Linked DNA regions of Homo sapiens: regions 2 and 3 are each linked to region 1. The links are chromatin loops, found by intact Hi-C in ENCODE. Cell type or tissue: heart right ventricle. All regions are shown on one strand.

The links. A loop is a pair of places that touch in the nucleus more often than their neighbours do. Peaks named below come from ENCODE experiments on the same cell type or tissue, not always from the same donor. Only the 100,000 strongest peaks of a DNase experiment are listed, where the experiment ranks them.
Region 2: it touches region 1 in a loop (1.9-fold over the local background); 4 of 110 quality-filtered maps call a loop at or near these places.
Region 3: a loop joins it to region 1, with 2.0 times the contacts of the local background. A loop is called at or near these places in 3 of 110 quality-filtered maps.

Annotation. Positions count from the first base shown.
Region 1 is chr10:88,223,680-88,231,679 of GRCh38, reverse strand. The region is part of intron 1 of LOC101929727 (a long non-coding RNA gene); the gene reads right to left. It also overlaps a transcript of RNLS not described here. Among named protein-coding and RNA genes, the nearest start is that of RNLS, 360 kb to the left of the region's middle. In heart right ventricle, no CTCF peak of the experiment used is centred here; DNase peaks (open chromatin) are centred at 3,839 and 4,129; H3K27ac peaks cover 4,169 bases.
Region 2 is chr10:88,160,893-88,168,892 of GRCh38, reverse strand. The region is part of intron 1 of LOC101929727 (a long non-coding RNA gene); the gene reads right to left. Among named protein-coding and RNA genes, the nearest start is that of PTEN, 300 kb to the right of the region's middle. In heart right ventricle, no CTCF peak of the experiment used is centred here; no DNase peak of the experiment used is centred here; H3K27ac peaks cover 341 bases.
Region 3 is chr10:88,039,584-88,047,583 of GRCh38, reverse strand. LOC105378414 (a long non-coding RNA gene) reads right to left here and starts at 5,318. Exons shown (of 2, transcript XR_001747303.1): 1 at 5,101-5,318. RefSeq lists a silencer at 4,958-5,252. In heart right ventricle, no CTCF peak of the experiment used is centred here; DNase peaks (open chromatin) are centred at 1,400, 1,916 and 4,633; H3K4me3 peaks cover 535 bases; H3K27ac peaks cover 3,944 bases.

The sequences.
Region 1 (8,000 bases):
CAGCCTTACGCCCCTACCAGCCCTGACACTTCTGTCCCCAAAGGTCACCTTAGGATGACAGGAAGGGAGAAATGGCTGTTGGCTGGTTGCTGTACAAGAAAGTGCCTGGCACTGTGCTGAGAAATTTATTCCACTAAATCCTCCAGCAACCCATTTTACAGATGAGGTGACTGAGGTCCAGAAAGTGTATACGTTTCCAAGGACTGCCATAACCAAATACCACACACACACTGGTGGCATAAACAACAGAAATGTATTTGCTCACTGTTCTGGATGCTAGAATTCCAAGATGAAGATGTCAGCAGGGTGTTTCTTCTGAGGCCTCTCTCCTGGGCTTGCAGACGGCCACCTTCTCAGTGAGTCCTCACGTGGGTTTTTCCTCTGTGCGTGCACATCTGTATCCTAATCTCCTCTTTTTATAAGGAGACCAGTTATATTGAATTAGAGGCTTAACCTAATGACCTCATTTAACCTTAATTGCCTCTTTAAAGCCTTGTCTCCAAATACAGTCACATTCTGAGGTACTGAGGGCCAGGACTTTAACATATGAATTTGAAGGGGATGAAGCTCAGCCCTATAAAGAAAATGCTATATGATTAAAAAGGAGGGAGAAATTGCAGTAATTGAGGGTGGGTTGAGAGGTTAGAGGAGGTAATGAAGGAAAGGGATATGGAATCAGGAAAGGATTCAGGAAGGAGATGTTTCCACATAAGAATCAAACTGCCTGGAAGTAAATCCTGGCCTGACTACCTACTGGCTATATCATCATAGACAACATATTTAGCCTTGATTTCCTCATATTTAACTAACAATTGTATGAATTATTAATTGGTACTAATAATTGTATCAATCCCATAGACTTCTTGGGAGGAACCAATGGGATAATCCCATGAGTATTAGAACAGCACTGACACACAACATCTCAATAAATGTTGGCTATTATTATCTAAGATGTCTCAAATAATAGGTTGGAGCTATATAAGTAAAGGAAGAGATTTGTGGCTAAGACAGATAAATAAAGAGATGCTGAGACTGACCTTATTTGTGTGAGTAATGAATTTGGACTTAGTTTTATAGGCAGTAGAGTTGAGCAGGGGCTGTAACATTATTACCAGTAGATGTACGCTGTGGAAAGATTGCACTCACCAAGATGTGTGAGATGCATTGGAGGGGGAAGAAGGCACGACAGAAAGACGGGTCTCAGCAGGAGGCCGTTAGGGAAGAATGGCTGAGAAGTAATGTCAGCATGAAGCAGAGGGGGCGACTCAGGTGGATGAGGGCAACGAGAGAGAAGAAACCATGGAGATCAAATAGACAAGCTCGGCCACCAGTTGGATATCACGGGTCAGGAGAAAGAAAAAGACAAAGTTTCAGAACTACAAAAAAAATTGGTTGTTACCTGCAGCAGGTCTGTTACTTTGTTTTTTGTTTTTGTTTGTTTGTTTGCTTGTTTTTGTCTATCCCACATTCCCTACCAGCCCTCCCTTCCTCATTTCTAACAGAAATCCAGTTTTGTTCAAATATTCAGCCTCTTCTAAGTGGCCACTGCTTCAGAGAAGATTGACTCATCTTCAACCTGAGGAATGAGTCTTGATTTGTCCCAGACAACTCCATTTCTCCAAGTCATGCAGGTGGCTCCATTTGTCCACATCATCCAGGTGGCTCCATTTGTCCATGCTTTCCAGGGATTGTATTAGGCATAAGCAGCTGCAGAAATTCTTAGCAAAAGAAGCAAAGGAATGGAAACCACCCCAATGCCCATCCACCAAGAAATGGATAAGCAGAATGTGGCATATCCACACAATGGAATATTATTCAGCAATAAAAAAGAATAAGGTACTGATTCACAGTACAACAATGATAAGCTCAAAAGAGTATGCTAAATGAAAGAAGCGAGACACAAAAGGCCACATATTATATGAGTCTGTTTAAACAAACTGTTCAGAATAGATAAATCCATGTGGACAGAAAGTGTATTAATGGTTGCCAGAGACTGGGGAGAGAGGGGAGCAAGGAGTGATTGTTAATGGACAAAGGGTTTCTTTTGGGGCAATGAAAATGTTATAAAATTTATTGTGGTTATGGCCACACAATTCTGTGGATGTACTAAAAGGCCATTGAATTATAGACTTTAAATAGGTGACTTACATAATATGTAAACTGTATCTCAATGAAGCTGTTAGTAATTTTTTTTAAGGAGCAAAGGGAAGACTGCTAAGGAGACTTCCAAGAAAGCTTCTGCCACTCTTAAACAGAAACAAGAAAGTTGGCTACTTTTCCTCTGGAGGCTGAATATAGCCTCTAAATATGACCACTAGAGCTATTAGAGGGGTCTAACTACTGTGAGAGGAGCCAACAGAAGCCAGAACTGATACACACATCGAGGCAGAGCTGAGAGAAGCACCTCAACTTCTCACTAGTTGAGATAATACATTTCTTTATTTTAGGCACTTGAATTGGGGTATTCTGTCATGTATCCCAGGTATTCTAACAGATACAGTTCTATTAATAGAAATTGTTAGGTTGGAAGAAGATCTTTTATTTTTAGACCTTATGAATTTATGAATTTATGTCCATTTAAAAGTGGAAGTGTAATGTAAGTGAAATTTAGAGGTGTAATTCTAGATCTGAAGAAGGGGATGGATGGGTGGATTGATGGATTGATTGATTGACTGAGGAGTTACATGCTCAGAGCTGAAGGCTGAAGCCCAAGGGTGAGGACATAGAGAATGCAAAGAAAAGTCTGAGCTACATGGACTCCCTACATTGAGTAGGAGGAAGAGGAAGAGAAATCAGTGAAAGAAACTGAGAGAAGGTCTGTATAAAAGGATGAGGGAAAGCTTGAGATGCTACATGTGCTGTTATGCAAACCAAAAAGTGAATTCAGGAAGAAACGAGATAAAGTTTGGATCAAATTCCGCCAAGAAACCAAGGCAGAAGTAGCAAAGATAATGTGGTTAGATAGACAAGGTGATCACTGTAAGGAAAAGATAAGGCAAAAACAAAGGTAGTTTCGTGGAGTGATTGTGGCAAAAACCAGATTTGAGAAGATGTGGGTTGGAAGACAGTGGTGGACACCGAAGAAGTAGTGGCACTTCCTTATGGAAGTTGTTGTGGAATGCATTACTGTATTCACCAATATCTGGTTCTACTCCCGTTCCAGGCACACGGAAAATGGTACTTCCCAGCGTCCTTGCACTGTGGAAGAGTATGTGGTAGTTCTTCAGAGAAATGTGAAGTGGGTTCTTTCTGGACTGAGGCAGGGAAAAGCCTGTGCCAGATTCATCCCTGCTGCAGTGGTCATGGGGGAGGCCCTGTGCAGAAACAACAAAACTGAAAGATGAAAAACCCGTGATTGCTGAATCACTGAATACAGCATAAGTCCTCTTGAGAAAAGCCACCCAATCTTCTGTGGCCATTGCATGTACAAGAAATAAACTTATTTAAGCCACTAGGAAAGCAGCAAAAGAGAACAGCAAAGTTGAGGAAAAGAGTTTTGTTTTTGTTTTTGATTTTTTACATATTTATGGTAAGTAAGACCAAACCATGTTTGCTAGGAAAATGGAAAGAGAGGAATAACCTGAAGATGACAAAGCAATGGTCTAAAGAAATCAGAAAGTATGGCAACACACAAGCCACGAGGTGAGTCTCCGCCCTTCTTCCAAGAGAGATGTAAAAATCTAGGCCCAGGATGAATACCCGGCAGTTTTAGTTGGAGAGGGAAGTTGAGGAAGCCCACCCTCCTTAGTCCACGTACTAGACTTCTGAGACAAGCAAGCAGAGGCTGGAATTTGGAATCTTAGGAGCAGAGCAATTTCAAGGGATGACGAGCGTCTACGACAGAAATAACCATGCATGCAATGATCGCCTCTGCATATCAGCCTCCTGGCAGCTGTCCATGTAGGATGACTGGCAAGGAATGATATAAACTGCATTTCATTCTCTTGGTTCAAATTCTATAGGCAGCAGAATTATCATTATTTGAAAAGTAAAGTCATACCCAGAAAGGGTTAAAACTCTTCTTTTCCCAAGTTCTAGCCTGCCACCCCCACTATTTCCCCAGTCCTTTAACTAAATTAGCTATTCCATTGACAGGCCAGCACTGGTCCCTCACAGAACAACACATGCTGTGCTCTCTCTGTGAGTGCACTCGTGGTGAACTTTGAGCCACACATCTGCTGCAGGGAAGAAACTCTTATTCCCAAATGGCTGACATTAGCTGAGGATGCTGGGTTCATCGCTACCATAGCATATTGTTATTAGATAAGCTGCTGGAGAATCAGAGGAGTAAATTTAGTTATTATGTCTTTACCTCATTATAGTGCATTCCCAACTATTGTTCATTTCATCAGCTTGATATTGTTCTATGTTTCTACAAAGTGAATGCTTGGATTAAAACCAGTATCTACTCTCCTTTACCCCTAAGCCATTGCTGTATCTAGGCTAAGGATGTATTTTCACCATGTCATTTCTCCAAGACTCTTTCTTTGATTTAAAGCATGAATCAGCAAACATGTTCTATAAAGGGCCAGATAGTAAACATTTCAGTCTTTTTTGGGCCATATGACCTCTCTTGCAACTACTCAACTCTGCTGTTGTAGTCCAAAAACCATAGATAATAACTAAATGAATGGGCATGATTGTGTTCTACTAAAACTTTATTTACAAAACCAGGCAGTGGGTTGGATTTTGCCCATGGGCTATTCTTTGTCAACCCTGGTTTAAAGTATGGATTCGCAAGAAAGCTTCAGGTGAACAGACAGATTTTTAAAGTATCTTTTCACATGTTCATCTCTTAGAAGGAAAAAAAAGACATTTTGCTGGACTCTTTTTACCCTCTGCAGACAACAGTATGGTATTTTTCCCCTTTTAATATTTTGCATCTTAAGTTTTTAGATTCCTCCTCCACTGCCAAAAAAAAAAAAAAAAAAAAAAAAAAAAGTGAAGGGAGAAGAATTTTAATTCAGAGAAGAGAGGGTTAAATGGTTAAAAAATTAGAGGGTGAAAGTATCACTTATCTGCAAACACAGCCTCTTCTTTAGAAACTGATTTACCCAGACATTGAATTGATTATAAGATATGTAGAGTAAAAACAAATTTGCTGACCTTCATTTCAGAGAGCAAAGGTTAAATTCATACCCTGTAGGATGGTGCTGCTAAATTGCTCCCAAGCTGCCTAGTGACATATTTTCAAAAAATATCTCTCTCCAACTTTATCAAGTGTTCTTTGTGTTCTGGAAACATGATTTTGAGTCCCAGCTGGAGCTGGGACCTCATAAGTCTTAGATAGCTGAAATTCTTCTCCAACTATATCCAGAGGCATATGGCTAGTTGGGATAGACGTTAATTGCAGGGATTAATATCTCTGAGTCTAGTTGTTTATTGAAGACTGAAATTAACATTTTTAAGCTAGATAACCAAGGGTTGCACAAACCGTGCATAGATAAAGGGCTAAAAATGTCCATTTTGATGTCTTTGACATTGGGCTGAATAAATATGTCTTGGATTGTAATATCTGGCAATGACTGTGTGTTCTCAGTTTCTTTGCCTTTAAGCAATGCCTCAGAGGAGAACTTCAACAGTTCAAAAGTTGGGAAAACTGTACACACAAAAAATTGATCCAACACAATAACATTTTTAAAATATTAAGCAAATTTTCTGTCTCTTTCATTGCAAGCTAATACAAAACACTCCAGTAGTAATAGTTCACAAAATTCATTTCACAGCAAAGTTTTCCTAGTTCTTAGTGAGATGAAAAAAAAAATAGGACACTGATGTAAATATTTTATATAGCTAAGCGCATTTCATTTAAAGAGCCATCCTTTAGTCTAAATTATGCCTATTTGTGTGTTTAGTAACTAAATTTTATTACTTTTAATTAAATAACTAGTTACTTAGTAAAATAATACATTAGCAACCCTATATTGGTCCCTACTTGTTTTATTTTATTATTATTATTTTGTGTAGAGTCAGGATCTTTCTCTGTTGCCCAGGCTGGAGTGCAGTTGTTTGATCATAGCTCACTGCACCCTTGAACTCCTGGGTCCAAATAATCCCTCTGCTTCAGCCTCCCCAGTAGCTGGGAGTACAGATGCCTGCCACCACATCTGACTAATTTTTAAATTTTCTGTAGATATGAGGTCTCGCTATGTTGCCCAGGCTGGTCTCAAACTCCTGGACTTAAGCAAGCCTCCCATCTTGGCCTCCCAAATGCTAGGATTATAGGTGTAAGCTACCGCACCCAGCTCCCAGTTGTTTTAAACCACAGTTATACTATTTAATGAGAAGGGAATTGAGAAAAGGAAAGGGTGTTATTGAAACTTTAATTTCTTCCATTTGCTAGCTCAACAGGCAGTAACAAATCTGGATTTTTTTTCTTACAAAGTTCAGAAGGTATGTCATTACTGACCCCTTAGAATCTAAAGCGTAAAACACTAAGCTGAATAATTTTTTGTCTTTTGGCAGCTGTATGTGTACACTCGTGAAGAGGTCTCATCACTGAGATAGTAGGAGGCATATATCAGTACACCTTATTTAGTGGGTGTAGAAACTGAAAATTGTTTTTTCCAACTGTGAGAGAAATGAAAATTAAATCCAAATATCCACACAGATATCATTTCATTGATACACCACATACTTCCTATTGTAGCCTGAAGCAAATCAATAGCAATTTAATCATTGGATTTTCCAGTAAGATACCTATCAGGTGATCTTGAATATCTTCTTTGTCCTCACCAAGACTTGGCTTCTTAATCTATAAATGGTGAGAATAAAATGTCCAATCTCATAGGAGTGGTTGGGGATTAAATGAGACAATGCATATAATACACTACTTACTGTCATAAAATAAGTGCTCAGTAAATGATTTGTGTTATCATTTGAATTACATGCATATACATATGACCTTGACATAAACAGAAAAGATTGCACGTAACCTGAGGGAATAAAGAGATCCCTATTAACCCCAATCAAGAATGCTTGCCTGACAGTGGGATTGAGCTACAAACCTATTATTTCAGCTACAGAAAGTTATATAATACCAATCGAAGCTCCTTTGGATATAAGGAACAAAAACCTACTCAAAGTAGCCCAAGAAAGAAGGAGGGTTATTTCATCAACAATTTATCCAACAGACAGAGTGCCCACTCTCTGCCAAAACATGGCAGCATCTTGTGGCAAAGAAGTCCCATCAGATATCATGGCGGGGTTTGGAAACCATTCCTTCTAGTTTTCAAAACCTTCATGGTCTTTCTCATATCTTCTCATGCCTTCATTACCCTTTGCTATGATCTGAATGCGTCCTCCAAATTTCACTTTGAAGCTTAATGACCAATGTGATAGTATTAAGAAGTGAGGCTTTAGGAGGTGGTTAAGATGAAAAGGAAGCTGTCTTGCCCTTCTGCCATGTGAGAACTCTGCAAGAAAACACCATCTGTGAAGCAGAGAGCCCTCACCAGACACTGAACCTACCGCCACCTTGATCTTAGACTTCCCAGCCTCTAAAATTGTGAGCAATACATGTCTATTATTTATAAATTACCCAGTTTAAGGTATTTTGTTACAGCAGCCTGAACAGACTGACTCCCTTTGTGCATCTACTCCATTTTTCTCTGTTTCTCTCCTTACCTTTTTTTTTTTTTTTCTGAGTGCTCATTTTGGGCATGGTCCAATATTGCTAATTTAGCCTCAATCTCCAGTTTCTCCTCACTCAAGGATTTATACCAACTGGAATCTTCTTCTCTGTGATTTAAAACTCTTAAAAGAAGGGATCTGATTGGCTTTACCAGTCTGTGGCTCTCCTTGGGGCCAGACGATGTTAATCAGCTGAAGCCACAGCATAAGGAGAGTTGGGGCTCTCGAGTGTGCAAACATGATAACCTAGGTTCACACATTTCAGGTCACGGTAGAGGTGCAACTGTGATAAATGGGCCTACTGTATGCCCTAGTCTCCAAGAGAATTGGGGGGTAAAGTGATAATGGTCCCTCACAAATCTATCTCT
Region 2 (8,000 bases), 63 kb after region 1:
TCTGACTTTTCCAACCAGTTTCACCAAAGTTTCTTGATCTAGCATCATACAGTCTGTCTTTCAAAGTTTTATTAGAGAACATTTTTCTGAATATTTTGTCAGGATGTAACAGGAGTCACCAGATTCTCAGCCTGCAATGTTTTTCTTTGCCTCCTGCTGCCCAACCACTAAACCACTTATTTTGGGTTATGTTATGACAGCACCCCACTTCTGATAGCAAATTCTATGTTAGGTGGAATATAGCATAAACCACTAACACAATGAATCCCAGGTGCAGTGGCTTAAACAAGAAATGTATTGTTTTAAAATACAAAATTTTCACTTGTAAACAATTCTGAAATGGAAATGTGTTTTGTAATCAATGTCATTCAAGCATTATGTCATAGTTTAACTGGGTATGTATATTTTTCTTCTTGAGGTTACATAAAATAATAGTGCTTTTGCAACTTACTGCATCTAAAATTTCATTTTTCTCTCATATAACAGTCCAGATGTTGGCAAGCAAGAATTAGTAAGATGGCTCTATCATCCTCAACATCTGCCACCCATATTTGGGTCCAAGATATCTGCTCCAGCTCTTTCATTATTTACTAGCCAGCAAAAATGGGAAAGTGGCAGGGGAATGTTTGCTCATTTCCTTTAAAGGCACAGCCTAAAAGAAATACGTATCGTTTCTACACATATATTAACCATCTTAAGTCACATGTTGACACGTACTTTTAAAAAGGCTTGAAAATGCATTCTTGGCTGGGCGCGGTGTCTCATGCCTATACTCCCAACACTTTGGGAGTCCGAGGTGGGTGGATCACCTGAGGTCAGGAGTTCAAGACCAGCCTGGCCAACATGGTAAAACCCCGTATCTACTAAAAATGCAAAAATTAGTCAGGCATGGTAGTGGGCACCTGTAATCCCAGCTACTTGGGAGGCTGAGGTACGAGAATTGCTTGAACCCGGGAAGCAGAGGTTGCAGTGAGCCGAGATCGCGCCATTGCACTCCAGCCTGGACAACAGAGGGAGACTCCATCTCAAAAAGAAAAAAGAAAAAAAAAAAAAAAAGAAAAGAAAAGAAAAGAAAAGAAAATGCAGTCTCTACCTGGACAGCAATATTCCCAGATAAAACATAGCAGTTTTTTTATGATAGGAAAAGAAAGGAGGGATACCAGTAATCACTTAGCAGTCCTTACCATACCTCTGCCTACAAATTCCTGTTACTTCAGCTAATGCATTATCTCCCAATTCACTATTTCATCAAACCCAATGTGAAACTCCTCAGTTCCTTGGTCTCCAAAAATTCACTCACTAAAGGCAATTTACATTTATAGAGGTAGACTTTACTGAAGCCCTGACTATGGGGAGACAAGATTTCCCATCCCAGCAATAAAAGAAACTTCAAACTGAATAGCAGATATCTCTATTTTTGGAAGTCTTTTCAGTCCCCAATGGCCATAGTGCTGGGAACTTTTCCAATCTCATTGTCTTCTCTCCTCATTCTCTCTTTCTTCTCCTTCAACACACAGTCTTATTTTTCACCTTCTATCCAATGCAGAGCAAGTTTGCTTTCTCTTCACTTTTCTTCAGCCTGTGCAATGCCTGCCTTAGGAGTCTCACTTTTATCATTCACAACTTATCAAGGACTGTTTCTAAATAAAGACAGCTACCCTCCCAGAAAGAAACTCTGATAAAGCTAACTGCAAAGATGATAATATTGTCATGCTTCTTCAGAAGACTGTCAGAGGCCTGAGAGGAGCATATAGAGGAAGTTAAGCCCAAATGCCTAAAATTCTACCAGATATAATCTGAGAGAAATCTGACATGGGGAAGGTGGAACTCAGCAAATGCATAGAGCTAAGTGTTGTTATAATGCTTTGTGGGTCATTTTGAGAACAAGTCCATAAAGTGATATATACTTTCTGCCTTGTTAACTCTCTAACATTATAACCTTCTATATTGTCTACCAGTTTCCTCACTAAGGTCTTTAGTAATGCCACTGCCACCCACACATCAATAAACGTATCAACTCATATGTGAAATCTATATAGTTCTTCCTTAAATGCCAGTAATTAGGTATTAATGAGGCCCTAGTTTCAGAAGACAGCCATTTATCTTTCCCCTATTTTTCCTGGTTTCTGTATATCAGCTATTCATTTTCACATTTTTAGGGCCTGGGTATCTGCTATTTATATTCCCTTTCCCCACATCTTATTTGAACTGGAAACAGGTCTATCAGTGGTGGTGGTAAAGCACACAAGACTCATCCAGCGTGGGGCCTGACCCCATTGATAATTTCCACCCAGTTTCCCCAGCATCAGCAGCTTACTACAATGCTTATGAGTTCCAACTGGGACAGATTTCAGATCCTGCCAACCTCCTGGCACAGACAAGTAGGTACTAGCATGCCTTCAACAATATTGTATAATTCTGACCATCTGAAGGGTGGTGAGAGTATGGTGGCCTCATGCCACTCATGTCAGCCTCCAGGTTTGGGTCAATTCCTGTAAGTTTGGGTCAGTTCCTGTAATGGTTGAATCACACTAGCAACAACAGCCTCTTTTAATAAGAAGTAGACTTTTGGGTTTTTCTTTCATGGAATTACATGTGAATGCCTCATATGGTCAAAAGAAAGAAGGTCTGCACGCCTATATTTAAATGCTGCAAGTAATTCCCGCTCATTCTAACTCTATCCAGATGTGGGTACTCTGTGCCCATGTAAATTAGATGGCTTTCTTTCTTTTCAGCCTTGTCGAGAATCTGCACTCTGACTCACACAGAAAAAAAAAAAATGGAAAGAATGTGCGGCAACTACACACAGGACATGCTATTTTAATAGTACACGCTCTGTTAAAGGGAAAATTGGTGCTTTTGTGCTGCAAACAACAGCATTTGCATTTCGAGGGGCTAGACACTATTGCTCAGTACCAACCAGTCAACAATGGCCTTTCGTCCTGGATGTCAGCTATTCCCATAGTTCAATTTCTGGTCTGGGTTCTAAGTATTCTTGACTAGGAGCCACATCTGTTCTCTGCCCCCAGCCTTACTGCAGTGACATTCTAAAAGGGAAGAATTATTTTGAGATAATGGGCCCTCTGTAGTGCCTACAGCATTTTCCATTCTATTCCTCTCTCTCAAGTAGTAAACTGCAGTCAGGCAAATGTGGGTACCAAAAACTCAACACAAAAAGCAATTCACATTGCCCATCATGTTTTGTGTTCCACGGAGTTTCTCATTTAAAACACTTCCCACTAGAGGCCCATTTCACAAACTTGGGCTCTTAGGAAATGGAAAAAAATAAAAGGAGGAAATAAGGCAAGGCATCTCCTTCTTTTTGCCATCCTTGACTCCTTTACTGATTGCTCTTTGGAAAAGCTTGTTCCATGCCTGACAGAATAGGATTAATCTTCAGTCCACCTTCACCTCAAACTCATTCTTTGTCCTATGAGACAGCAAAGGGAAGAGACCCACAGATGGCAGAGGGGCCTACAGGCACCAAAAGTAATGACCCTGCCTTTTCAAAGGATGACATCTCAGCAGCTCCCTGAGCCTCGCTGTAACTCCAGATTTTGCCCCAGTCACCATCTACAGCATATGACATGTGTGTTTGTTTACCCCTAACTGTGAGGATGAGAAACAAAATTCAGAATAAATAGAATAAATCATAACTGAGACTCATGTGTTATTGATGCATAAATATCTTAGAACAATAAAATCACATTACGCTGACCCACTTCTTACAGTTTACAAAGTGCCTTCTTATACAATATTACATTTGCTCCCTGGAGCCGTTCGGTGAAACAGGCAGGGCAAGTCTACTACTCAGGTTTTACAGATGAGAAAAACGAAACACAGGGAGGAGTGTTAACTCCCCCAAGATCTCAGAGCTCATAACAAGGGGAAGAGAGAAGCTGAGCTTCTGGTTTCTAAGCCCAAAATTATTTTTACCACATATTAAACAGACATTCCAAAATCAATATCTCCACTGTCTAATTGTCTAACTTGTTAGTACCCTGAAGGTAGGAATTTCAGGGCTGGCATTTACTTGGGAGCAGGGTAACCGATTGTCCTAGTTTGCCTGGACTGTCAGTGCTAAACCTGGGACTGTCCTGAGAAAACAAAGACAGGTGGTCACCCTAGCAGGCAGTACTCCCAGCACAAAGAGGGTCTGTTCTAGCCATGTTTCCCCCTCAGTCAGCACACAGCATTTTCAGGCAATGTGTGCTAATTCCAGAGGACACCTTTAGCAAATGCTTTCAGAAAAATGAAGAGATCCTAAGAGCCTAATCTTTTGATGAGAAATGCAAGAATCCTTCTACAGCACTGCCCCATGAAGGCACTGGTGCCAGACTGATTAGAGAAACAGTGAATCTGCTCCTCAGAGTGTGTCCTGCACCAATAACTCTAAAACCATCTTTCCCCAGGCAGTCAGAGATCGGACCTTCCACCTGGCTGAACTGGAGCCCTGTGAAACAGTGTGACCACTGGGAGGGTTGTGAGGTGAATAGGAAGGAGAAAAATAAGAGACTTGTTTGTGATGTTTTCCCCCAGTGATTTTGAATTATTAGAGATTGATGTCTGATGATTGAGTTGACTCCACCAAAGAAAGACTGATGCTGACATTTTCAGATAATTTCTAAGATGCCTTTCTGCTCAAAACAAAACAGGGATTCTATTCTCTATGCCTTTGATGCTAAAGTGAGCTTGGTCCATTATCTGAATATCAGCCCAAATATGGAAATACATATCAAAATCCTTTAAAATGTCCACACCCTTGGACCTAGACGTTTTACTTCAAGGAATTTTAGCTTATGAAAGCAATCAGAGAAACATATATTAGTATTAATATAATAACTTCATTATAGCAGAAATATCATGTTGCCATGTAACATTGACTGCTGGGGGTTCAGGAAGATCTGGGTATGTTTGAAGCACGGTAAGACTGGCTACAAGGGAACTGGAGTTGTGTTCACTCAGGGGGTTTACAAAGAGCAAGGCATGTCTGCGAATCTGGTAGAGTACAGAAGTTCAGGTCTAGGTCAGGGGACCTAATCAGCCAGATTTAACCACCTGGCCACTCCACAGGCCTCCCTTAAACCTTCCCCACTTAGCTTGCTGAGAGCGAGTGAGACCACATATCCTTGGCAGGAGCACCCTCCAGTAAACAAAGACAAGTAGGAGTGGGGCTGTTCATACCTTGTTTCTCTCCCAAACTCACCAGTTCAATAACACTCCACCTCCCCAGGAGTCAAGCAAGGGCTATGGTAAGCAGTTAGGAGTGTTTTGGCTAATGGGTGTTCCCCAACATGGAAAGAAACATCAGGAATAAGAAATAAATTCCCTCCTAATGACAGAGATAGAGACAGAGCTATATGAAAAAGAAAGCCCCTGGGTCAATGTTATTCTTCGTTGTTATTATGGGTGATTTTTGTTTTCTTCCGTGTGTGTGTGTGTGTGTGTGTGTGTGTAATTTTCCATATTTCCTGTAAGTAGGTAGTATATTTGAAATCAAGTTGGAAAAGAAAAGTAATTACTTGGGATCATATATAAGAGAAGACAAAGACAGAACCCCCCACCACTGGGCATCCTAGCCCCTGCCTAGAAGATACGTGACTGTTGCCATCCAATGGCATTTCACCTGGGTTGGTGGCCTTTAGGAGTGGCCCACTTATTCCACAGAAAGCAACTTCAGGCCTCGTGCTCAGGGAAGGAAGTGGCTCTGAAACTTTCAGGTGAAGGACTGACAATTCAGCAAGAAAATGTTATCTTGAAGCTCCTCAAAGACATGATGAGAACCCATTGACCCCCTGTAATCAGTTACTGGAGATTTCAGAGAGAATAGAACACTGACCAGACTGTAGACCATCAGGAAATGACTCTCACTGGGTGTGAGGATGTGAGAATGCTGCTGGGGAGGGGAAAGAAGAACCTGCAACATTATATCAGGGTTGCAGAATATCAGAGCTTGGAGAATCCTTGAAAAGGGGAGAGGAGCTAGTGTTCAGCCTCCTAATTTCACTGGTAAAAAGACAGAATGGAGAGCTCAATGACTTAACAAAGATTCCACAATTCTTTAGGAGCATTGGGGTTATCTTAAATTTTTTTTTCTTTTTTCTCTCTGTTAGACACAAGTGGCACATTGCCAAGATCTAAAGTTATCATTGTAAGAAAGTTGTCCAGCCATAACAACACACTCTTCATAAACAAAATTAGGTAGTCGATATGGTTCTTATGACTCACAGAAGGGAATTAAGGAGTAAAAAGGTATTGCCATTTCCCAAAGTGTGATCACCAGGACTCTACTTTTACAGGTGAGCAATAGGTACTAGATGGGAAAAGAGAGCTAGGGGAATAGCTCTGAGGAACACTGGGTTAAGCAATATTGTAAATGACTCCTGATTGCTACTATGTTTGTGAATCTGCATCTGTATTAGTTCTCACGCTGCTAATAAAGACATACCTGAGACTGGGTAATTTATAAAGAAAAAGAGACTTAATGAACTCAGAATTTCACATGGCTGGGGAGGCCTCACAATCATTACAGAAGGCAAAAGAGGAGCAAAGGTATGTCTTACATGGCAGCAGGCAAGAGAGCTTGTGGAGGGGACCTCCCACTTATAAAACCATCAGATCTTGTGAGACTTATTCACTAGCATGAGAACAGCATGGGAAAAACCCACCCCCATGATTCAATTACCTCCCACTGGATCCCTCCCACTACACGTGGGGATTATGGGAAGTACAATTCAAGATAAGATTTGGGTGGGGGCACAGGCAAACCATATCAGCATCTCAAACATCTTTGACCATAGAAACTTCATTCGTCTTGGAGGACTAATGTTGTACAGATATATTTGGGTAATGCTGAGCTACAGGGTCACTGCCTTAGGCAGAATCCATGATTTATTCAGAGCAACCATGGCTAGGTTGTCTATGGCTGTGGCCTTCATAGCATACCCTGAGCCTTTCCTAAGAGTCAAAAACTCTACTCAGGAATGTTCCTGCCCAATAATCTGCTGCCTGAGATAAACACACATAAACACACATCTGTTTCTTTTCATTTTGCTAATTTTCTTGGTCCATCATTTGTAATTCCACAATAATTTTTTTTACATTGTAAAACATGCAATGAAATATCTTCCTAAAACTTCAGTGTTATTTTTCTCTTAAGCTTCTGCTTTGATGGACTATAGAACAATGCCAAATAACACCAAAAAGAAAACTAGTGATGACTGACAGAAGATCCTAAGCAGAAAACAAATCAAATAACCTCAACTTGAACACTATCTGTTCAATCACTTCTAAATGATAGCACTGCAAGAAAATACATGCTATTGATTTTATGGTTTTGATTGCTTTGCTTTTGTATTTCAAAAAAAGAGCTTCCTTTGTCAAACTGGAGTTTGAAAAGGCCTGTGTCACTGGAATAAACCATGGTGCTTTTAGATAAAACTTCCTATGGAGACAATTAGGTGACAAATTCAATGCCATATAGACAGAAAATCTTGTATGCAGACCTTGTTGTAAATTGGCTGTTTTCTTAGCAGTTCCTAAATATACAGTAAACAAATATCCTAAAGATTAATCTCAATTATCATTAGGATCTGCAGAGCCAACAGCTAAATCAAGATAGAGAGAAAAGTCTAGATAAGACCTGTGTGTGAGGCAGACCAGACTTGATTAGGAGAGTAAAGAGTGAGTGTTGCTGAGGCCACCTAATGACAAAATACTTCTCTTTGTTTCAAACTTATTTCTGGGTATAGGAATATTCATGATGAATATGACTGAAAATATATTTATAGCAGCCTTGCAAAAGTTCTTAAAAGTCATCCAAACTGTCAGAAGCATGTCACCCCTAGTAAAGACTAGTTAAAACTTAGAACATATAATCTTTTAATGTAAGATCCTTTTCACCCTGCGAGAAAATACCACAAGTTCCTTCCCCAAACTAAATTCTCCAAACTAGTGGTCCTACAGAGAGAACCCATGGCCAGTGATCAACAGCAACAATA
Region 3 (8,000 bases), 180 kb after region 1:
AGATAGACTTTTAAAAACAGTCACATTACCTTTGAGGAAGGACCCATGCCAATCTTTTCTCAGTCCATTCAGCGTGAGTGTGTGTGCTGCCAAAATGTGGTCTTGTGTAGTTTTCATTTCATTTTATTAATAAACCCAAGCTTTTCTTCAGAAAAGATGTGCTGATGGCACTTTTTAAAGAAACAAACAGTAACCTTCACAAGACACTCTCCAACTGCAGCAGCAAGCAAGGACTCAATTAGGCCCCAGACTCATATCCCACCAGAGTGGCCAGGACGCATGGTCCAGGCAGAAGAATTTCATGTTTATTTTGTGGAAAATGGGAAATCCTTGGAAGACTGGCATGACATTCCCAAGGAAGTATTTTTGGAAAATAGATTTGTCTCTCTTGAATGGAATAATATAGTCATCTGTCAGCCAGTCGTTGGCCCATTACCAAAAGTACCTCTCTACATCCACTTTTATAAAAACATAATTTCCACTTTTACTTTAGATTCACTCAGAAGGTACATGTACAGGTTTGTTACATGGGTACATTGCATGATGCTGAGGTTGGGGTATGAATGATCCTGTCACCCCGTTAGTGAGCATAGTGCCCAACAGGTTTCAATCCCTGCCCTCCTTCCTCTAGCAGTCCCCAGTGCCTATTGCTGCCATCTTTATGTTCATGAGTATCCACTGTTCAGTTCCTATGTATAAGTGAGAACATGTGGTATTATTACAAACCACTTTTATGTTTTTAGTCTATTTTTGCATATGAAGGTAGACGATGCAATATACTACTGTGTAAATTGTGGAGAAGTAGGAAACTCAATGGAAGCCAAATATAAGATGGATGGAAGGACGCATGGACAAGTCACTGGCACTCTCTGAACCTCAGTTTCCACATCTGTAAAATGGAGGAAATATACCTACCACATGAGAATGAGTATAAAATGCTCAGCACAGTGCCTATCATATAAATATTAGCCTCAAATGTTAGCTAACATCATTATCATCATTATCATCACTATCAACTACCCACCACCACCACAATCATCATGGCCGTCATCAGCACCCTAGCAGCAGCAGCAACATAGGGCCACCAGAGCAAGCCTTCCCATCGTCTCTTGAAATCCCGTTCCCCAGGCAGATCCTTACTGTTCATCATAGTATTTCTCAACATGTTCTTCTCCAGCATAGAGGAGATCCAACCAGGGGAAGAGGCTAAGAAACAGTATGTCAAAAACGTCTTAAATATTGAAGAAGGCTGAGGGTATTGAGGAAGGAAACAAACTACTTCAAGCACAATGACAATTCCCAGGAAATGTAAATTGGTTGGACACCCTTTGTGTTATTCAAGTGTTCCTTACAGATGTTAATTCACCTCATTTGGACCCCTTTGCAAATGGCGGCTGCCAACAAATGTCCCTGGTTAAACACAACTTAAGAGAATTGCTCAGAAAAGGGCATGTTCTGTGCTCCTGCGAGGACAAAGTTAAGATCATTTGTTCCCTACTCAATTCATCTTTGACCCCCAAACACATTCTTCAAGAGCAATCTTCCTCTTTAGAAGTTCCTCTCTTGGGTTTTAGAGAACTTTTTGGCTTGAACTCTTTCTAAAATTAAAGCCAACTGCTGTTAACTCTCAGATGCAATGATATTACACTCTGGCCGGGGCTGACTATCACAGACGCATCCCAAACCACATAAGTTCTTATTGTTTAAACTGTCTTAAGCAGCTGTTAAAACATACCCTAAGATATCAAAGCCACTCTAATTAACTTCCTGCTTCTTTGGGACTTCAAAGTCTTTCAAAAACTTTTAAATAGGGTTTTTATAGAGAATTTGACCTAATATTTGAAGAAAATTTTGCAAGCTTGCCCAAGAGACTCCAACTTCTCCTTCCCTGTTCCACTCCCATTCCCTCCCCACCCCCCAGAACCTCAGCGTTCTAAGACTAGCTGTGAGAATTGAGGATAAATTTTAAAATCTGCCATACCAAAAATGTAAATCTCTTTACTCACATCCATGCTATTTATCAGGGTGGTCATTGACATCCCACGTAAATGGCCCTCCCTGTGACACCCCTTCTCAACTTGGCAACCCTTTGCCCATCCCTCAAACCAAAACTTCTCTGTGAAGTGCCCCTGGATCTCTCAGGGTGAGGGCACCGCTCTCTTTCCCAGCGCCCACACAATCCCCACATCTCTGCTTGGCTTTTATCACGATGAATTGGAATGTGTCCGTTTACGTGTCTGCCTCCCTGTCTAGACTATGAGGTCCATAGGGCAGGAACTGTTTTGTATTAAGCTTTGTGCTCCCACAGCCTAGCACAGGGCTCTGCATACCCATGAGCAGGACTCAATAGATGTCTGATAAATGACTGAGTCCCAACTCATTCTGGGGGAGTTTGAGTTGCATTTTAATGTATCCATTCCTTATTGGTTTTTGACCTCAATCCCCAGGTGTTCCATAAACATCATCTTAAAGGCATTATACCAAGGGAATCGCTGCTCTGAGTAACGGGGTCATAAAAATTAGCTAAAACTTGGAAATAAGGCAAAAATGGTGAGTGGCACACCTTTCCAAGTCCTCCAGAGAATTTCCCAGGAGAATATACTTAGTTCATTTCATTGCTTGCCAGTGACTTAAGGTCTCTGACTTAGTGAATTTATCTATTATCTTGTATATTTTTGTCCAGTAGAGACACTGATCATTTCTGTCTGCTGGAACATATAACCTCAAAGATTTGTGGCCTGTTGGACATTAACCAGTTTATATCTAACCCAGTAATCTTATCCTAACAATTTTTTTATTAAATTGCCTATAAATATCCTCACTTCTTAGTCTTTGAACAGGATATGCCATCTTACTGGTTCCCTCATTAATGAATGAATTAAATAAAATCTTTGGTGGCACAGGCTTTTAGTCCTAGCTACTTGGGAGGCTGAGATGGGAGGATCACTGGAGCCCAGGAGGTCGAGGCTACATTGAGCCATGATCACACCATTGCACTCCAGCCCAGGTGAGAGAAAGAGGCTCTGGCTCAAAAAAAAAAAAAAAAAAAAAAGGGTGTTTCTTTTGTATTTCCCTGAATCAGATTTTACCTTTTTAACAATTTTTTTTTAGAAATAAAAGTCATAATCCACAGTGACAGTACAAAACCAAAAGTCTACAGGTTAGGTCCCATGGAGCAGCAGAGAGGCCTGGGCTGGGTGTGCAGGAAGTTGGCTCTGCTAGGAACTCTCTATAACCTCCAGAACCTCCCTCGTGCTTATCTGTCACAGAAGGACAATATCCTAAGCTCCCTGTATCCCTCACAGGATTACTGAGATAATCACATGGATCAATTTACTTAAATAACTTTGGAAGAGTCTAAAGTACCAGTCCTGGTGGGGCATGGTGGCTCATGCTTGTAATCCCAGCACTTTGGGAAGCCGAGGTGGGTAGATCACATGAGGTCAGGAGTTCAAGACCAGCCTGGCCAACATGGCAAAACCCTGTCTCTACTAAAAATACAAAAATTAACCTGGCATAATGGCGCGTGCCTGTAATTCCAGCTACTCGAGAGGCTGAGGCACGAGAATTGCTGGAACCCGGAAGGCGGAGGTTGCATTGAGCCGAGATTACACCACTACACTCCAGCCTGGGCAACAGAGCGAGACTCTGTTTCATAATAAATAAATAAATAAAGTAGCAGTCCACCATGAAGCTCTTGTAAAAGAAGGCCAGCTTTTCCCCCAGAAAACAGTGGTGAGAAGGACAATACATGGAAGGAGACCAGAATGAACATAGATAGGAAGGAGCTGCTGCCATCCCACCCCACCCCTCTGGCCCAGGGTTAAACCACTGTCAGCTCCTGCCTGGACATTGGGAAGAGCCTTCTAAAGCATCCACTCTTGCCTCCAACCCCATCCAGTCTCCACACAGCAGCGACTGTTCTTTCCAAACTGTAGGAAGATCATGTCACGCCTCTGCTTCAAGCCCTCCAGAGGCCCTCCGACACTCTTAGGTTAACATTCACACTCCTTTCTTGGCCCACAGGGCACTATGTGATCCAGCCCCATGGCTACTTCTCCAAACTCATCTCAGGGGTTTCTCATCTTTCCTCTGTGCTCCAGCTTCACAGGTGCTATTAGGCTCCTCAGGCAGGTGTAGCTCTCTCACCTCAGGGCCTTTGCCCACTTGCTGTTTCTTCTACCCGAAAGTCTCATTCCCATCCCCCTTTCTTCACATTACTGGCTTCTTTTGATATTACCTTAAATTTCACACACACACCCCAGAAAGAACATCCTTGCCCACCCTTGCCAGAAATATATCTACCACTATTCTCTCTCTGGCTCTGTTCTTAGTACTCTCCAGCATGGGAAGATATTTATGTATGGTCTGTCTCCCCCATCAGCAAGACTGCCTGGTAATTGCCCTAGTGCCTGGCACATAGTAGGCACCTGATACATATTTGTTGAATACATGAGGATAAAGGCACAAGATACCCAGCTGCTTCCAAGTAACGGAGGTCATGCGGGACAGACACATTTCTGAACCCGTGCAATGCAAGTTCCTGAATCCCAAGTACATGTTTCAAAAGACTGTTAACCAAGAAGAAAACTCCCAAGCTCGCAAGGCGTCAATTCAGTGCTGCTTTCAAGAACAGGGCTCCTCAGAAACGCTCTGCCTAAGGAACAACAAGTAACAACAGGTCTCACCAGCACTTCATTTCGTAACTCCAAAGATATCGAATCACTTCATGAGAAGGAAACAGCCCTTCCTACCAAGAATGAAACATTACCCAGAAACACGGCTGCATCTGTACCCAAGGGCTAGGCTTGAAGCAGATGAAAACAACCACCAACTGGAATTCACGGATGTTTCAACAGCACATTGGGGAGAGAAAATCCCAAGCTGCCTTACAGGATTCTGCTCGAGGTTTGCTTCAGGGTATCCAATTATACAGCTCCCTCTCCACAAGCCTTAATCAGAGCCGCAGGGCGCTCCATTTCCAGGGGCTTAGGGCTTTACAGTTTCTGTGATCACTCTTGCCAGCCACTCCAATGGCTGCAGCACGAGGCCCCGTACCTTCAGGATGCTCCCATAATGCCCAGGGCGCTGCCGGCTCACCTCTGTGAAAAGATACCTCCAACAAGCAATGCTGCCTAAGAGCTGCTGGTTAATGGGGTGCTCGTCTCCATTCACATTTTTCATATCAAGGATATCAAACAGCAGCAAAAGAGGTCATGGCAGCAAAAAGCTATTTCCTGGAAAAGTGTCTGATGGGGGAAGGGCCCAAAATGATTTCATTCACTATGTGACTGGCCCGGTCAAGTTATCTGGAGATCAGAGGCTGCTGGAAACCTGCCCCTAGAAGTCCTTCCCCACAAAGGCTTGTGGCCAACAGGAATGCTAAGGCAGGGATGCAAACAGGGCTTTCTTGCTTTGGGGGAAATATTAGGTTGTAGCCCCAGATAAGTTCATTCTAAGCAGCCAGGCAGAGAATACCTATCTTCAAGTGTTTACCTTTTTCAGGTGCAACAGAATTTTTTTCTGCACCTGTCAACCTGCCACCCCCAATCAAAGGCCAGGCTGCAGCCTTCACAGCCAGGACCCACCCACCTGTGCAACCTCTGCCCAGAAACCCAAGTCCTATCTCAGGATTCCAAGTTAAAGAGTTTCTCTTATCACTTCCAACCCCTTGCCTCCATGAAGAAGTTCTTCCCTGAAACGCACCAAACTCTTCTTGAAACTCAGACAACGACACGAACGAGCTTGTCGCCATGCTTTGTTTAACTTTTTTTTTTCTCAGAAATGTCTTGTGGCCAAAAATAGAACATTTTCCGTTCTGGGGAACAAACAGCATCCATGGGAATTAAAGTAGTGCCTCATGCCTCTCCAGAAAATTCCTGCACGCACACTCATGCACACATAAGCTGCTTGCAAGTTCCAAAACGTTGCTTTCTGTAGGTACAGTGGTGAACAGGAGCCAAAAGTCCTCTGTTTATTTTCTATCCAAGAAAGTTGCCAGATAAAAAAACACAAGGGCACCTCAGGGAGGCTTTATAGGAAAAATCTAACTTAACCTAGTGTAATGATTTTGAAAATGGCCCCATTGTCCACCCCTCCTCCCTCTCACCACCATCCTAGAGTTGGTCTCAAGACTCACTCCTCTAAAATTCCAAAACGTCATGGCCTTTATTCCGGCAAGCTACTGTTGCATGATTAGCCATGAGGTTTCTCTAAACTTACTCCTTCGATGGAATCAGAAATGACACATTTAGGAAAAAAATCTCAATCTTAAATACTGAACTAGGTAAAATGAAGCCTTGTGTAAAATGTCAGAAAAACAGTAATCCAGAAATTAGGCTACTAGCACAAGATGCGGCAGTATTTTATACACTCTTACGTGTCTTACAAATTTATTATTGTCAGCATTTCCATAATCCTCTTTAATGAGACTTACATGGCTACAATGACATTTCTTATTTTTACGTTGGAATATGCAGCCCATTGACTATCCGCCACCTCTCCAAAACCAGGGATTGTGTTAGCTATGAGGTCTGCAGGGGCTGTTTTGTTTGTTTGTTTTGCTTGTTTGTTTGTTTTTTGAGATGGAGTCTCGCTCTGTTGCCCAGGCTGGAGTGCAGTGGCACGACCTTGGTTCACTGCAAACTCCGCCTCTCGGATTCAAGCAATTCTCCTGCCTCAGCCTCCTGAGTAGCTGGGATTACAGGCACCCGCCACCATGCCTGGCTAATTTTTTGTATTTTTAGTAGAGACGGGGTTTCACCATGCTGGCCAGGCTGGTCCTGAACTCCTGACCTCGTGATCCTCCTGCCTAGGCCTCCCAAAGTGCTGGGATTACAGGTGTGAGCCACCGCACCTGGCTGGGGCTATGTTTTTATATGCAGCTGGTAAGAATTTAGAAATGAGGATTAAGAAAAAGGAAAGGTCCTTTAAAATAACTGGATCTATTGCTGACACCAGAAGTAGGAAAAACTAATAAGCCAATACAGGGACAGTGAAGGAAAGACCAAGAAATGGGGAAAAGCATAAGAATAGGGGAGAAAACGGGAAGTAAGAGACAGAGAAGAATCTGAACATCAGACACTAATTGATGGATGATTGGAGGTGAACAAAAGCAAACTGAATGACCCAAGAGGGGCCATGGGAAGACAAGTATGGCAGGAGAGAGGGGACAGGAAGGCCAAAGGGAGAAGTAAGCATATAATCTAATGATTAGAGAATAGTTATTTACCAACTGGGTTACATTGGCCAGTTCACCATTCTGAAGCTCAGTTACTTGGTATATTAAGTGGAGATACTAGAATCTCATGCAGGAGCATGTGGATTAAATGAGTTAATACATAAGATGCTTATAACAGTGGCTGGTTCAGAGTAAACATTTAACAAATGTTAGCTATTATTATTACCAAAAGACAAACATATTGCATATTTCCATCAGAGAATATTTGCTTATGGGCTAGACCTTCAGTTATACTGTCATTGCATTCTTCTAACACATAAGGAAGCATAAAAATTACGAGGGAGCTGTGAACCCAAGTGCACTGGTGAAAGAGATTGCAGGATAGTGGTCCAGACGCTGACAAGTACTTGCAACAATTAGCCCCCAGAGACTGAATGAAAGGGATTTCGTAGCCAAGAATTTGTCACAACCACTGTTCCCATTTTCGACTTCGATACTTCATTCAGTCAACAAACATCATGCAAGCAGCTCTTGAAGCCTACACACATTTGGTCTTGCCCCAGCTTATCTTTCTAGAATCAACTTGAGCCCCTTCTACCAACCTCACCATTTTGCAGCTGTACCAGGGTAATTATTCAAAAGACATTTCTTGTTCTTATGATCCTGCCCTCCTGCATTTGCTCAAGTTGTTTGCTCAACCTGGAATTTCCTTTCCTATTTCTGTAGTCTAGCAAGATATTAGTCATCCATCCAGGCCAAATGTTGTGTTGGTTTTTGTGCCCTCCGTTTTCTTCTCCCCCATTGTTTAGCAGGATGAATC